Regions from separate parts of the Homo sapiens genome. Here region 1 is linked to region 2. A link is a contact called in ENCODE Hi-C data. All regions are on one chromosome and are shown on one strand. Each heading gives the region's core, a stretch centred on a gene start or an enhancer-like site at or near the end of the contact. The rest is flanking DNA. Distances are from core to core; before and after follow the strand shown.

Region 1 (2,736 bases), core at 203-2,702, 4.0 Mb after region 2:
TTTGTATTTTCAGTAGAGACGGGGTTTCACCATGTTGGCCAGGATGGTCTCGATCTCTTGACCTCATGATCCACCTGCCTCGGCCTCCCAAAAAAGTGCTGGGATTACAGGAGTGAGCCACCGCGCCCGGCCGGTAGAGTTTGTAGTTCTGACCAAAGCACCAAACCATAAAGGGCTCCCCTCTGCTGCCCCAAAGCTTCTGTAACACTTTAATTATAAGAAGCTTAAACTAGAAAGAACAGAGGGAGCTTAGTCCAGACCGGGAGTGTCGGGGGTTGGGGAGCAGGAGCTGATCTTATCAATTTAATACATAAATATTGAGTGTCTACTGTGAGCCAGGGTTGTGCTGGGTGTTAAGGAATATTTGGGTATTTCTCAACATTGAATAATACGAAAAGTCTCACTTGTCTCCTCCACAACCCTGCGCATTTCTCACACCGAACCTCATCCGTTTAAGAAAAACTTTTCTTCTTCTACCGCTACATAATTTTACTTTGGCTTGCTTTAAATGCAAATGTTTAAACAGAAAATTAAAAATAATCGTATAATAAACACCCTTATTACCCATCACCGAAATTTTTAAAATTAGCATTTTTGCTCAAATAGAGCTTCGATTTTTAAGAAATTTTTGCTTAAGGAAAATTAACTAAAGACATCATAGCATCTCTTTCTAAAACACTTTGGTCTGCATCTCTAAAAATTAAGGAAAGTTTTGGAAAAAAAATCATATTGCCTAAGAAAATAATTTTAATGCCCCCCAATCTATATTCAAACTTTTCTAATAGATCCAAAAATGTCTTTTAAAGTTCGTACAAACCCAGGTCCTATCAAAGCTTATATATTACATTGCGTTATATCTTATATCTCTTAAGTCTTTTAAAATCTAGACTAGTAGCCTCCCCACCTTTTCTAGGTAACATCAATCTATTAAAGATCTAAAAGAAAGCGGCCCAGTTGTCCTATAGAATATCCCACCTTCTGTATTTAACTGCTTCTTCGTGGTGTGGAAAAATCATTTTTAACTCTTTCACTTCACCCCAGACACAGCAGGAACCAGCTCCTTTTCCTCAGGTCCTCCCCGCCTTGGCTCATTGCTCACCTTTCAGAACCTGCAGGAGCAGATCAATCCCCTCTTGGTAACACACCAGAGCCTGCGGATACCGCGACTCCGAATCTAGTTCTACTGCCCGCTTTAGCACAGTGGCTGCAGCTGTGCTCTGCGGGTCCTGCCTCAGCCCGGACTTCGCCATAATTCTGGAAGTTCTCCTCCGCCTCAACCCAGGATGAAGTTGAGCGGGTCTGCTGCGCTTCCGGGAAGTGGTCATGTGATACCCAGGCGCCTGCGCTCTCTTTCTAGGGACTTTCCTGAGTGGGAGGGATTTCGCCGGAACAAAAATGCCTCAGTTTGGAGGTCGCGCTCACTGCGACGGCAGGCTTTGAGTGTAGCACTTGGTAGTTCTTCCTCTGCTCTGCTTCCCTTCGGAGGAAAATTTCAGGCTGAAGGTTTAGCGGGTGCCGGTGAGTGGGGAATGAGTGGCGGAGAGTGCGGCATTCTTCGCAAGGTGTATCCGGGAACCCTCTGCAGATCCTAATTGATTTTCCCTATTGCGTACTGAATTGGCCGGTTACGGCAACCTAAATGGGTCTGCCCCTGATCCCGTCACATTGGCTCCCGTAAGGCCATTGGCCTGCAGGATCCCCCCGTTTCCCAATTTGCAGGATCCAGGGCCACGCGGCTTTTTGTGCCCAGACTCTTGGAGCTCAAGAACGGAGCCGCCGAGGCTGGACAGCTTGGGAAAGGGAACCCAAGCAGCATTTTCTGTGCTGCTGCTTTATTCATAACTTAGGGTTGCCACTGGGTATTAAGGTTGCTTTTTTTTTTTTTTAATGAAGACAGAAAATTGCCTTTATCTTTGTATTGCTTCATTTTATAATGCAAACATCCAAGAGTTGGCAGTTAGAATATTTGCCATTTTATTAAAACTGTGATTTGTTACCATTTTGATCGAGACCTACCAAAAGCTGTTTGTTCTGCCCTTTTTGCCAAGAGGCAGTAATGAGGGCTGCCTACTGCTTGTTAGGCACTAGGAGTTCAGAGAAGAGACACGCTTCCAGCTTTCAGAGATCTCTGGTATCTCTGCAAGAGTGATTCCATGTTTTGCATTTCAGAAGTGTTTTTCCCCCTTTAATAATTGTATACATTGTCGGTTTAGAAAAAGAAATCGATTTTTAACATTCCTGTTGCATGCATGCTCATTGTAAAAAGACAAAAGAACTATCGGTCGCTGGGGGGGAGAAGGGGGAGGAAAAACGCCTTTTTTCATACCCCCAGGGGTATGTTAACGTTTTTCTGACAACCTTCCAGAGTTTTTCTGTGATTACACACGTTCACAGACATTTAAAAAAATAGAAATGGGATCATACTTCTCCTGTGATGCCTGATATTTTCCTGTTTTACAGAAGACAGCGTAATTGTTTCAGGGTCCAGGAGTTACGTGCCTAATTATTAACAGTAACTTTTACTTTATTAAAACGTATTCCTTGCCGGGCGTGGTGGCTCACGCCTGTAATCTCAGCACTTTCGGAGGCCGAGGCGGGAGGATCACGAGGTCAGGAGATCGAGACCATCCTGGCTAACACGGTGAAACCCCGTCTCTACTAAAAATACAAAAAATTAGCCGGGCGTCCGGGCGGGCGCCTGTAGTCCCAGCTACTGGGGAGGCCGAGGCAGGAGAA
Region 2 (2,700 bases), core at 55-2,554:
GTATGTTGAATGTGACATAATTATAGAACATACTGCCTCTATTGTGATTTTACATTCTGATTTTTTCCATTGGACCAAGAGTTCATTTGGGGCAGTAACTTACTCATATTTGTAACTGTGCCTTGCTTATGGTGAGCAATTTGGATTTTTTGAATGAAAGTGTAGTCTTATGGAGATGGAGAGTAGAAGGATGGTTAACAGACTGGGAAGGGTTGGCGGGGTGGGGAAGTGGGGATAGTTAATGGGTACAAAAAATAGAATAAGAAATAGTATAACTAGTATTTGATAGCACATCAGAGTAATTACAGCCAATAATATTGTATATTTTAAAGTAACTAAAAGAATATAACTGGATCGTTTGTAACACAAAGGACAAATGCTTGAGGTGATGGATATCCCATTTGTCCTGATGAGATTATTACTTATTGCATGCCTGTGTCAAAATATCTCAGGTGGCCCATAAATGTTCACACCTACTGTGTACCCACAAAAACTTAAAAAAAACCCAAACCACTAATAAATTAACCTGGAAAAACGTAGCTTTGTTCCTGAAGTAAGATTTTATCATATTCTTTGTAATTTTCAGTCTTCCCTGAGATGTAGCTCAGTGGTTCCTAGCTTTAGCTGCACATTAGAGTCACCTGCAGCTCTTTTCAAACTGTCGCTCCACAGCTGGGCCTCAGGCATCAATGTCGAAAGCTCTCCGGGTGATTCCAGCTTGCAGCCAGGGCCGTTCCAGCAACTCCAAGGCTGGCTGGTGTGCGCTGAAGCTGTCGGGAGTCGGACCAGCTGCACAGTTAATACATATGTGTCCTAGGCTCCTCTCTCCTTCCAACGCAAATATGTGTACAAACCCTGCCTGGAACCGCAGCCCTGCTCTCAGAATCAAATTCCTGAAAGTGGGCAAGCGGAAGCGGAAATAAGCCCTCTCCCAACGCCAGCTGACTCGATTTCGTCTCGGTCTTCCCCAGAGCTGGACACGAGGCACCATGATCAGAGAGACACATTCCCTGCGGACGGCGCTCCCATCGGATACTGGAGGGACGCGACACTAGAGGCAGGCAGTACTTCAGGGTGACCATAAGTCTCCCAAACAGCCACAACGGCTCGCTCTCCCAGCTAAGGCGACAGCGCTGCCATTTTGGATCCTGTTCAGCCACGGGAAGCCGGCGTTTGCACACATTTTCGGACGTCATATTAAAGCGCACCGGACGCCGAGACTTCTGGGAGATGAAGTCCTTGCGAAGGCCCCGCATTGATTGGGAGCGCAGTCGCCAGGACCCTGTGCGCAGGCGCGTTGGTTTCCCGACCTGAAGAGGCGCCGTCTTCCCGGGTCCCGAGCACTCTGTGCCGGAGGTGAGGGTTGTGGGTGTGTGTCTTCAAGGAGCGGAGTGAGCGCAGCAGCCGAGAGAGGGGACATGAGAACTTTGGGGAGGTGCTGTGGGAGCAAAACGGGGTGACACGGGCGAGGCCAGCCTGCAGAGCGTGTGTCGCGACGTCTCGGTGCGGACGGAAAGTTGTGCATCCACCCCCGTGTGTGCGTGTGTCCCGTGGGGTCTGGGCACCCATTGTATGTCGGTCCCGGACTTTAAGGTTGGAGGTTTGGAGTCTTCCTCCGCCTCTCCCGTTTCTTCTTCCCATAATGGGTGCTTAATGAACGTGGGTGGAATTGACACCAAATCTAGGATGCTGCCGCTCCGTCTTTGCCAGACAGCGCCTCAGATTGCCTCATTTAGCTCCCTGCCCTGGGCCTCCGCACGAGTGCTGGAGGGCTTCATGGAGGAGGTGGGATTTGACGTGAAAGAAAAACAACAACAACAAAACAAAAACCACGAAAGAAGCAGCTAAGCGTTAGGCAGATTTGAGCTGGAGATAGTTTTTACAGAAATGCAGGAACAGTGGTAGACAAGGTTGAAGAAAAGGTACGCTGGGAGCCAGGGCCCGGGACTCAGAGAATCAGGACAAGACTCAGTAGGCAAGGTGGCTTATATAGGTGTGATCCAGGGACTGACACGAATGAAACTATTTGGAGACAGTTATTCTAGAGGTCACATTCAGGACTAGAGAGGGGAAAGGACCAGTAGCAGAGAGCTACTTAGGAATGTATGGTAGTTTTGGAGTAAGATGTTGTGGACTTGAATTATGGTGGTGGTAGTGAAAGGGAAGGATACAGATGACACTGCAAAAGAAGAGTCAAAAGGGCCTGGTGACTAGATTTGGGAGGAAAGAGAGTGAGGTAAGAGTTTGAATTTGGGACACCTGGGAGAACAATAAAACATCTGATACAAATGTAAAGCCAGGAAGAGGCGTTGATGTGTGGAATTGCCTAAAGGAAGATAGTTTTGAGGTGATGGTGGAACGCCTGATTTAAGGTTTGCAGTCATTTGGAAATGCAGGATGAGTCTGGAAGAATGCAATACAGTTGTATTGTAAAATTACAATACAATTACAGGACATGGACATCTGTAGAGTTTGAAAATGGAGCCCTGAATGTGGATGGACTTTCTGAGGGATGGCAAAAACGAAGAAAGTACAAAGACTGAGCTATGGGCAGCATCCATGTTTCCAGGGCAAAAGTGGGGAAAAAGAGTCACAGAAAGACAGCAATTTTAGTGGTTGGAAGAAAAGCTAGTGCAGTATCATAGCAGTTACAGTAACCACTTGAATAAGCAGAAGCTTGTCCGAACAGTGAAAAGCTAC

What was found. A loop is a pair of places that touch in the nucleus more often than their neighbours do. Pooled maps may share reads with other maps.
Region 1: a loop to region 2 is called in a pooled map, with 7 times the contacts of the local background. The contact joins the promoter of MRPL30 here to the promoter of ZNF2 in region 2. A Hi-C loop is called at or near these places in 4 of 50 pooled maps.

The regions. Positions count from the first base shown.
Region 1 is chr2:99,179,732-99,182,467 of GRCh38, forward strand. It overlaps MRPL30 (mitochondrial ribosomal protein L30), which reads left to right and starts at 1,453. Exons shown (of 6, transcript NM_145212.4): 1 at 1,453-1,518. It overlaps MITD1 (microtubule interacting and trafficking domain containing 1), which reads right to left and starts at 1,327. Exons shown (of 7, transcript NM_138798.3): 1 at 1,100-1,327. The coding sequence starts at 1,250. RefSeq lists enhancers at 995-1,134, 1,145-1,374, 1,395-1,444 and a silencer at 1,662-1,834.
Region 2 is chr2:95,164,505-95,167,204 of GRCh38, forward strand. ZNF2 (zinc finger protein 2) reads left to right here and starts at 1,305. Exons shown (of 5, transcript NM_021088.4): 1 at 1,305-1,356. RefSeq lists enhancers at 293-929, 930-1,564, 992-1,421.